Regions from separate parts of the Homo sapiens genome. Here region 2 is linked to region 1. A link is an interaction called in ENCODE POLR2A ChIA-PET data of the cell type or tissue named here. Cell type or tissue: GM12878. All regions are shown on one strand. Each heading gives the region's core, and the rest is flanking DNA. Links, peaks and the distances in the headings are about the cores only.

Region 1 (5,373 bases), core at 64-5,063:
TTATTTTAACTTGTATCAACCATAAAATAAAAAAGAGCTCAAAACATACACAGTTGGAATGAGACCTTCATTCTGAAAGCAGCAAGGAACTAGTGAAAGTTAACATTGTTCACTCGAATGGAGAATAACCTTTTTTTGCATGTTAAATTTTAGGATTTAAATGATAAATTGAGCCTCACCACTACTGCTGATCTGGGAAGAATCTGACCTAGTAAAGGTTTTCAAATGTCTTTTCCATTTCCCGTGGCTGAGGGATTCTTGGTGTCAGTGACTGAAATTATTTGGAAGTTCCTTGACTGAAATAGAATATCTCAAACCTTATTTCAAGTACCAGCCTGTGTGTTTCTGTTTTTTGTCTGGAGCATGTGAACAGAATGCATGTGTGTGAGATAATTGGGCTTTCACTAATGGCCCCCTTTCAGCAACCATGTATGGGTAAAGCTGTTCAGTTCCCTGCTCCTCCCTCTCTGAGCACGGAGCAGAATCTGTTCTGCTGAAGCTGCTGTTCCACTTTTTAGCTTGCTATATTTGTACAGCAACAGCAGGAGCAGCCCACTAGCTAGGCCGTGTGGCCACCCTTTGGCACCCGCACCGGCTCAGACCTGCTCAGGACTCAGCCAGGGCACACAGTTTGTGTTCTTACGTGCATCCATCTGTCTGTCTGTGTGCGTCTCTGTGGAGGACTGAGGTTTTCAAGTGAAAGAGGTGACTCGTTTGTCTTTGTTGTTTTGCTGTGTTCAGGTTTGTCAATTGTAAATTGTAGAGAATGCTTCAGGTTGTTAGGGATGGGGTGAGGAGACAAGATTTGTATTTAACAAAATACCGTCTTGGCGAGAGGGTACCAAACAGGGAAATGTGATGTCAGAAATGGTCTTTGGGTTCCCTTAGAAACATACCTTGTTGAAGTGGTAGTGTTTTTTTTTTCCTCTTTGTTTTGTTACAGGTCACAAAGATCAGCTCTTGGGGTGGTATTGAATTCCTTTCCTGGCACTCAAATTTTTTGACATAAAATTTGAGTATAAAAAGATGAGGCACCTCCACCCCTTTAAGAAATGATTTAGTGCACATCTTGAAAGAGTGCAGTAGGGGTTAAGTGTGTTGACTTCGCTGTCTGCCAGGAAAGGAACTGTGGGGAATGCCCTGTTGCTTTGGGCCCCACAGCAACCTATGCTGTTTGCGCTGTTTGAGTGCTTTGTAAAGTTTGGCCTTACAGAGGCCTTGTAATGCCTTTTGGTGTCATGTCTGTTTAAGGAATAGCAGAAGACATGACATGTAGACAAATTTCAGGTTATTTTCAGAAGATACTGGGTTTGTTACTGTATTTTAAAAGGATACTTTCTTGGTTTGTTATGAGATATTCTAATTAAACAGTGATGAATTCTTACTCCTGGTCAGTGTAAGTCTAAATTCAAGTTTGTTGCTTTGTTTTACAGTTTCCTTTCACTCCCCTCCCCCATCCCCTCATGAGTCATAAGCATGCAGTGTTGGGAATAGAACTTGTCAGCTGAGTGGGGATGAGACAGTTCTCTGCCCATACTATTTGTAACTGTAGTCAATGAGGAGAGGAAAGGACGTTATTAAATGCTGGAGAAACACCTTGATTGAGGCAGCTTCTTCTGTGGCTGTGTGGTATGGATGCAGAGTTCTGTGTGACTATACACTGATGTATTCTGGCTCTGAATCACTTAGGGATCTCTTCTGCACCTTGTGCATTGTAGGTTTTGGATGCTTATTTGTTTAGGGTCTAGGACCTGGTGCTTAGCCTCTCCTGGATCCTGTATATTTACTGACTTTCCAAATTCTTTTGAGTGTGGCATTATATCTGCTTCATCTTCTCTTTCTTGGCTATTCTTAGTGCCCTTCTCATTTTACTGTCCTAATGTTTTCCCATTTATACTATGAATCATTGTGCACCCTATGTAGAGCCTGTCATTGGAGATTAAAATCAGTGGCAGCTCTTTGATTTTACAGCTCAGCCTCAGTAAGTGACACTCTGATTAGCACACCTATATTCTAGCTTTCTTTTTGTTCTTGGCCTTTTTTAAAATTTATAACTTCCCTGGTCTCATTTTATTAGTTTATATTTTTCCAGTGTGTCCATTTTGAAAGCTTCATGAAAGAAATTTTTTTTTTGGTTTGATGGAAGGAATGAATAAATGTTTATACATAAATAAGTGTTCTCAGAACAAGTGGTTTGGTAATCCATAATGAAGATATACTGGACTCTAACAGGCCCAGTTGGAGGTGCAAGATCTGTCAGCCTATTGCTGCCAGAATTCTTACCTATTCACTTCCCCCTCCTGCTAGGAAATATTTTGGAATAATCTCAGGTACCCAATTTTTTTTTTAAATAAATGAAGCCTATTTTATTACTTCAAGTTTGCTTTTTTTTTTTTTTTTCTGGAGATGGAGTCTCGCTCTGTTGCCCAGGCTGGAGTGCAGTGGCACGAACTCAGCTCACTGCAGCCTCCACCTCCCAGGTTCAAGCAATTCTCCTGCCTCAGCCTCTGAGTAGCTGCGACTACAAGCGCATGCCACCACACCTGGCTAATTTTTGTATTTTAGTAGAGATGGGGTTTCACCACGTTGGCCAGGCTGGTCTCGAACTCCTGACCTCAGGTGATCCACCCACCTTGGCCTCCCAAAGTGCTGGGATTACAGGCCTGAGCCACTGTGCCTGGCGTTTTGTTGTTGTTGTTGTTGTTGTTTTAGACAGAATCTTGCTCTGTCACCAAGGCTGGAGTGCAATGGCACAATCTCAGCTCACTGCAACCTCTGCCTCCCGGGTTCTCCTGACTCAGCCTCCGTAGTAGTAGCTGGGACTTCAGACGCCCACCACCATGCCCAGCTAATTTTTGTATTTTTAGTAGAGATGGGGTTTCACCATGTTGGCCAGGCTGGTCTCCAACTCCTGATCTCGGGTGATCCACCTGCCTTGGCCTCCCAAAGTGCTGGGGTTACAGGCTTGAGCCACCATGCCCGGCCTACTTCAAGTGTTAATGATAAAAAAAATTTCAGCTGGGCAAGGTGGCTCACACCTGTAATCCTAGCACTTTGGGAGGCCGAGGCAGGCAGATCACCTGAGGTCGGGAGTTCAAGACCAGCCTGACCAACATGGAGAAACCCCGTGTCTACTAAAAATACAAAAAAATCAGCCAGGCTTGGTGGCACATGCCAGTAATCCCAGCTACTCGGGAGGCTGAGGCCGGAGAATCTCTCGAATCCGGGAGATGGAGGTTGTGATGAGCTGAGATCATGCCATTGCACTCCAGCCTGGGCAACAAGAGCAAAACCCGTGTCAAAAAAAAAAAAAAATCAGCATAGCTGTTGCATTTTAAAAAGTGAAACTACACACTATGTTTCTAGCTCAGTAAACAGATGAACCTGTTGTCTTTGAGTAACATAACCATTGAGCGTTGTACAGTACATCTTAAGATCAGGTACTTTATTTTGAAGAGATAGAATCATCATGTAACAGGCTGAAATTTTTTGGGACTCATTCTTTTCCACCATAAACACCAAGCTTGGTGCCCAGAATAATAATAGTAGCAAATGTTTATTGAGCACTTTCTATGTGTCAGGCACTATTCTAAATGCTTTACATGTATAAATTTAATTCTAACAAATATCCTGTAAGGTAGATACTGTTTGTGTAACCATTTTGTGCATGAAGAAACAGAGGTATTTATGAAGAAGTTAAACAATTTCCCCAGTTACCTGGCTAGTAAGCAGCAAAACTGGGATTAGAAAGCAGTGGTATGACTCTAGAGTCTAGGTATAGGGTACATTGTGGGTTTGTAGTAAATATTTGTCTATTTTATTAGCACACTTTGTTATTTGAGATTATTAAATTATGAATCAGTCTAACCCATTTTCATTTTAGAATTTCCTTATGAAAATAACTATATGATTTTGGTTTTGCAGATCACCATCAACTGTACTAGTTCATTTATTTTTTATTTTATTTTTTATTTTTGGAGACGGAGTCTCTCTCAGTCGCCCAGGCTGGAGTGCAGTGGCACGACGTCGGCTCACTGCAAACTCCGCCTCCCAGGTTCACGCCATTCTCCTGCCTCAGCCTCCGGAGTAGCTGGGACTACAGGCGCCCGCCACTATGCCCGGCTAATTTTTTTGTATTTTTAGTAGAGATGGGGTTTCACTGTATTAGCCAGGATGGACTCGATCTCCTAACTTCGTGATCCGCCCATCTTGGCCTCCCAGAGTGCTGGGATTACAGGCGTGAGCCACCACGCCCGGCCCTCTAGTTCATTTATTGGTGGTAAAGAACAGCAAGCCAAGTAACAAGTTTGTGAAACATCTCTAAAATTACTAGTTTATCTCCACTAGTACCAGACTATTTACTGAAGATATTGAAAGCAGAATTAATTTTAGCCTTTTTTGGGTCGGGGGGGAGCGCAGGAAGAGATTGGTTCTCACTGACCCAGGCTGGAGGGCAGTGGCACAATCTTGGCTCACCACAACCTCTGCTCCCAGGGTCAAGTGATCCTCCCACCTCAGCCTCCTGAGTGGCTGGGACCACAGGCACATGCCGCCATGCCCAGTTAATTTTTTTGTATTTTTTGGGTAGAGGTAGGGTTTTGCCATGTTGCCCAGGCTGGTCTTGAACTCCTGAGCTCAAGTGATCTGCCCACCTCGGCTTCCCAAAGTGCTGGGATTACAGGCATGAGCCACAGTGCCTGGCCTGCTTCTTTACCTCGTTCCTGCACCACACATCTTCCGGAGATGCCCTTACAAGGGGAGCATGGGAAGGTAGAACCAGCAAGTTTTGCCATATCCATAAACTTATAATCTGTGTGAGAGTGACAGGAAAACACAGAGAAGTCTGTTCAAAAGAAATGATGATGAAGGAATTATTAGTAGGCCATGTAATTCAGTGGAGGGTAGCAAAAAATGTATTGTATCATGGACAGTGTGATGAAATAGCACAAAAATTTGATTTAGACAGGGAAATAAGAATCAGCTCTCCTGAGATTTTTTAAGTCTTTCACATTTATGGTAACATTTTCCCTTAGATAGATGCTCTCCCATGTTTCTTGTTTCTAGTGCAAGTCGTATTTTCTGAACAAGACCATTAACTCCTTAAGGACAGGGATTGTGCCTTTTTTTTTGGTATCCTCTTTAGTTCTGGGTATATAGTAGATGTTTTCTAAAAATGTAGTTGCTTTTTTGATTGATAGATCTCCTGGCTTTTTTTTTTAAGAGCTTGTTTTTGTAAAAATGAAATCAAAGCACTGACAAGTTAAATTTTGTGGAACAGTTGAGTTTTTTTAGGAGTGATTTGAAGGATGTGACAGATGATTTAAGTGGGTATTTAAATGTGAGAAGCACTCCTTTTTTTTTTTTTTGAGACGG
Region 2 (5,373 bases), core at 163-5,162, 280 kb after region 1:
GTGCCCTGAAGCATCCACACCGCCTGCCATGTCTACTGGTTCCAGCCCCTCTGCCTCTCTCCCCTCTCCCTCCCTCACACACACAGGCACCTTCCCACTAGGGAAGAGAGCTGCCCCCTGGAGAGGCTGGCCTAGGCCTGGGGCGCTAACCTGCCTGCTGCGATACACAGCAAACGCACGGGCTGCGCCTGCCGCCCTGGGCCTCACCCCAAACCATGCAGCGTCTCAGCCGGCTAAAGGACTTCAGCTTCCGCTTCCTCTTCGGAATCTACCAGCAGGCGGAGAAGGCCCGGCTTCAGGGGGGTGAGTGACAAGGACAGCGTGTCACTCTACTCCTCAGGACCCTAAGGCGTTAAAAATCTGCTGTGGGGGCTTCTCACACACTTCCCTCTCTACTGAAACACTCCCTGCTCTTTCAAAACCAAATCCCCCTCCTCATGCCGCTAGTCACCAAATTTCCCCACCTCTCTTCCTTTTCTGCCATTCATATTCTTTTTAAAAAAATTGTTATTTTTTTTCGGGGGGATGGAGTTTCCCTCTTGTCACCCAGGCTGGAGTGCAATGGCTCGATCTTGGCTCACTACAACCTCTGCCTCCTGAGTTCAAGCAATTCTCCTGCCTCAGTCTTCTGAGTAGCTGGGATTGCAGGCACATGCCATCATGCCTGGCTAACTTTTGTATTTTTAGTAGGAACGGGGTTTCACCATGTTCGCCAGGCTGGACTCAAACTCCTGACCTCAGCCACCATGCCCAGCTAATTTTTGTATTTTTAGTAGAAACAGGGTTTCACCATGTTGGCCAAGCTGGTCTTGAACTCCTGACCTCAGGTGATCCACCCACCTTGGCCTCCCAAAGTGCTGGGATTACAGGCATGAGCCGCCATACCCAGCCTATTTATTTTGAGACAGAGTCTTGCTCTGTCACCCAGGCTATAGTAGAGTGGCACGATCTCGGCTCATTGCAGCCTCCACCTCCCAGGTTCAAGCGATTCTCCCGCCTCAGCCTCCTAAGTAGCTGGGACTACAAGTGCCTGCCACCACGCCCAACTAATTTTTATATTTTTAGTAGAGATGGGGTTTCACTATGTTGGCCAGGCTGGTCTCAAACTCCTGACCTCTGGTGATCTGCCCGCCTCAGCCTTCCAAAGTGCTGGGATTACACACATGAGCCACCACGCCCAGCCCTGCCATTCATGTTCTTAAGTTTCGCCCACATCAGAAGACCCTCCCTCTCCTAAATGAATAGCTGCCCCAAGAGAACCACTGGGGGCCATTTTGAGAAGGCTGAGAGTAACACACATGCCAGCTTCCTTATTTGAGCACCTAAGGGCATGCCTGCTGTCACACCTTTTTGACATCTCACTTTTCAGAGCATATGGTAGTTACCCGGGCATGCACCCACCCGCTGTGTACTCTGAAGCAATCTTAAGTTTACATTTGTTTCAAACTGAAGTGCTTCTGTAAACACAGGCAGGTTTCTACATCCGTGTTGAAATATAGGCAGATATCTTGTTTTGTCTTGCTTCCTTCTGTACATTTGACAGTTCTTAGAGAGGAGGGGTGCCACAGAGTTCTTACATGGTCCCTATGACACTAAAGAGTTCTCCGTGTAGGTGATGAGGCCCAGGCCTGGCAGAGGGTGAAAGGAGCACAGATAGGTCTAATTAGAAGGCAGAGGTGGCTGTAGCCAGCAACACCGGGGACTTTTCTCCTTCAGGAGTCCTGCTGGCTCAGATAAGGAAGAACCTGACCCTAATGGCGACCACCTCCCAGCTCCCCAAGCTGCTGGTTTACTCTGCGGTGAGTGCCTGCGCTCCCTAGCGTGCTGTGTCAGGCAAGGAGCTGGATTTCTTCTCTGTTCGGTTCCTGCGGGTGTGGGGAACAATGCTGACGGGCAGCCCCTCTCCCCCGCAGCACGACACTACCCTGGTTGCCCTGCAAATGGCACTGGATGTCTACAATGGTGAACAAGCCCCCTACGCCTCCTGCCACATATTTGAACTGTACCAGGAAGATTCTGGGTGAGTGGAGCTAGCAGTGTCCTCTGGAGGGGGGCCCTCGGGAGGTGGCTCGGGGCAGCCCAAGGACCCCATGATGGGCAGGCTGAGCAGCTCCCATGTTGCCTCCTGTCGACCCTCAGGAATTTCTCAGTGGAGATGTACTTTCGGAACGAGAGTGACAAGGCCCCCTGGCCGCTCAGCCTGCCTGGCTGCCCTCACCGCTGCCCACTGCAGGACTTCCTTCGCCTCACAGAGCCCGTCGTGCCCAAGGATTGGCAGCAGGAGTGCCAGCTGGCAAGCGGTCCTGCAGACACAGGTGAGCTGTCACCGGCCTCCTTGCTAGTCATGCCCTAGACCAGCCTGCAGTTCACATCCACGCATCTCAAGAGCTGTCGCACTTCCAGCCATTTGACTGCATTTGCTAGGAGTTCCCTCCCCGACCCCAGACTGCTTTATACCTTCTCCCCACTTCTCACCCTCGGGTGATGTCTCACTTGTATCACCGAGAAAATAAGAGCCAAGAGAGAATTGGCTCGTTCTCCCACCACCAGGTTACTTCCTGGGGGAAGCCACCGCTTAGGGTGGCCTCTCCACCCGCACTTGGGTTCTCTCCTCATCTCTGCAAGGAGCTCTGACGCCTCTGCTTCTCTACTGGATCACTTCCCTCCCAAAAGCCCATCCATGACCTCTGAGAGCCACCTCTTCCCCAGCCACCAGCCTCTTCCCTCTCAGAATGGAATCCTTGAAAGAGCTGCCTAGAATCTGGCTCTGCTTCCTCACCACTTGTTCTCTTAGACTCACATTAGACAGTCTTGTGTCACCTTCCACTACCCTGAAGCCATACTTGTCTGGTGACCAGTCACCTCCTACCAAAGCCAGTGACTAATTCTTAGCTTCTCTCACCTCTCAGCAGCATTACATAATTGGTCACCCCTTCCTGAAACACTTTCTTGGCTTCTGACTTTCAGGCGTCCCTTCCTCACTAAAGAACGGATGACCCAGGACTCATCCCTGGAGCTTTCCCCATCTGTGCACACTCCCAAGTGATCTCATGCAGCCTCATGACTTTATGCCCATCTCCATGCCCACTTCTGTCCTTACGCCCTGACTCACAGATTCACAACCTCTTCTCTGAGCTAGAGACTCATATCCAGCTGCCAACTTGAGATCTCTACATGCATGTTAAGTAAGGCATCTCAAAGTTGCAATGTCTAAAACCAGATGCTTTTCCTTCCACAGCTGCTCTTCTTCCAGGCTTCCTTGTTTCAGTCAATGCCACGAGTCACCTAGTGGCACAGTATAACCCTTGGGGTCATTCTGCATACCGTTTCTCATACCCCTCATCCAGCCCACTGCCAGATCAGCTCAACCTTTCAAATATTAATATGTGCTCTTGCCTCCGCAGTCCAATCTACCGTCAGCTCTTGCCTGACCGAATGAAAAGCTTCCTAGTTCTTTCTGGTTCTATTCTTGTCCCTACCAGTCTTTCAACACAGCAGAGTTAACTTTTTTTATTTTTTTGAGATGGAGTTTTGCTCTTGTTGCCCAGGCTGGAGTGCAGTGGCGCAATCTCGGCTCACTGCAACCTCCGCCTCCCGGGTGTAAGTGATTCTCCTGCCTCAGCCTCCCGAGTAGCTGGGATTACAGGCATGCATCACCATGCCCAGCTGATTTTGTATTTTCAGTAGAGATGAGGTTTCTCCATGTTGGTCAGGCTGGTCTCAAACTCCCAACCTCAGGTGATCCGCCCGCCTTAGTCTCCCAAATTGCTGGGATTACAGGCATGAGCCACCGCGGCCGACTGAGTTAACTTTTAAAAAATGTAAACCAGTTCATACTACTGTCCTCTCAGAATTTTCTAGTGGCTTCCCATCACATATAGAATAAAATCCAAGTTCTTCACCATGGCCTTCTAGGCCCTACTCCATCTGGTCTCCTGCCCCATCTCCTACATGCCCCTTGCTTACTCTACTCTGGTGAGACTGACTCTTGATGATACTAGCATGTGCCAGGCTTATCCCCACATCTGGGCCTTTTGCCCTTCGTCTCCTCTGCCCTGTGATACTCTTCTCAGATTGTTGTATGTCATTCATTGACTCCAGGTCTCTGTTAAACTTCTCACTTTCTCAATGATGCCTTCCCTGCTGACCTACTTTGCTTTGTCTCTCTGTATCACATTCGTCACTGACCTGTCACTCCTAATTTTTTTTTTTTTTTTGAGACGGTGTCTCATCCTGTCACCCAGGCTGGAGTGCAGTGGCGTGATCTCGGCTCACTGCAACCTCTGTCTCCCAGGTTCAAGCAATTCTCCTGCCTCAGCCTCCCGAGTAGTTGGGATTACAGGTGCACACCACCATGCCCAGCTAATTTTTTGTATTTTTAGTAGAGACGGCATTTCACCACGTTGGCCAGGCTGGTCTCAAACTCTTGACCTCAGGTGATCCACCCACCTCGGCCTCCCAAAGTGCTGGGATTACAGGTGTGAGCCACTGCGCACGGCCAACTTTATTTAGTAGAGATGGGTTTTCACCATGATGGCCAGGCTGGTCTCCAACTCCTGACCTCAGGTGATCTGCCCACCTCAACCTTCCAAAGTGTTGGGATTATAGGCGTGAGCCACTGTGACCAGCCCATTTGCTTATTTATTACATCCCCTCTCCTAGAATGTAAACTCCATGAGAGCAGGGACTCTGTCTTGGCCACCTCTGTGTATCTCCTATATGTCAGAACAGTAGCTGGCATATGATGGAACGCTGACATGACCTTTCTCTTGCCTCCCCCATGCCCAGAGGTGATTGTGGCCTTGGCTGTATGTGGCTCCATCCTCTTCCTCCTCATAGTGCTGCTCCTCACCGTCCTCTTCCGGATGCAGGCCCAGCCTCCTGGCTACCGCCACGTCGCAGATGGGGAGGACCACGCCTGACAACCACTCAGCCCCCTTCCCTCCACCTCCTAGGGGAGGTGGGCTGGGCCCTCGCTCCTGACTGTTGCTGCTCCCCAGCCCATGGACAGGAGATCCTGGGTTGGGCCTCCCTCTGATGACCCCAGCCAGATGAGCGAGTGGGGCTCAGCGTGGCCCATGGTGCCTGTCACTCAGCATTCCCATGCCTGATGTTTACCAAGTGCTGTGTTGGACACTGGCTTTCTCCAAACAGGATTTGCCTCCTCCACGCTCCCTACACACCTGAGATGTAAACTGGCAGTCAGTGTTCACTCAGGACCTAGGATTAGAAAATGGCAGAGTTGGTGCTGGATCCACCTTGCACTTCTATCAAGCCCTGTTCTTTTTCCTCCAGCCTGAAGTCTTCGGCAAATAGCTCAGAGGGACACGGTCTTGCCTCTCAGTGCTTATTTTAGTGGGAAAAACAGCTAAT

The links. ChIA-PET counts read pairs that join two places held together with the same protein. Peaks named below come from ENCODE experiments on the same cell type or tissue, not always from the same donor. Only the 100,000 strongest peaks of a DNase experiment are listed, where the experiment ranks them.
Region 2: POLR2A ChIA-PET joins it to region 1 with 9 read pairs; 4 of 35 experiments call an interaction of 5 or more read pairs at or near these places.

Annotation. Positions count from the first base shown.
Region 1 is chr11:47,519,856-47,525,228 of GRCh38, reverse strand. The region is part of intron 1 of CELF1 (CUGBP Elav-like family member 1); the gene reads left to right. Among named protein-coding and RNA genes, the nearest start is that of CELF1, 31 kb to the left of the region's middle. RefSeq lists a silencer at 332-391. In GM12878, for the core only: no CTCF peak of the experiment used is centred there; no DNase peak of the experiment used is centred there; H3K4me3 peaks cover 1,694 bases; H3K27ac peaks cover 1,713 bases.
Region 2 is chr11:47,239,665-47,245,037 of GRCh38, reverse strand. ACP2 (acid phosphatase 2, lysosomal) reads left to right here. Exons shown (of 11, transcript NM_001610.4): 7 at 171-303; 8 at 1,717-1,799; 9 at 1,914-2,020; 10 at 2,140-2,315; 11 at 4,789-5,373. The coding sequence ends at 4,922. Among named protein-coding and RNA genes, the nearest start is that of ACP2, 6.5 kb to the left of the region's middle. In GM12878, for the core only: no CTCF peak of the experiment used is centred there; no DNase peak of the experiment used is centred there.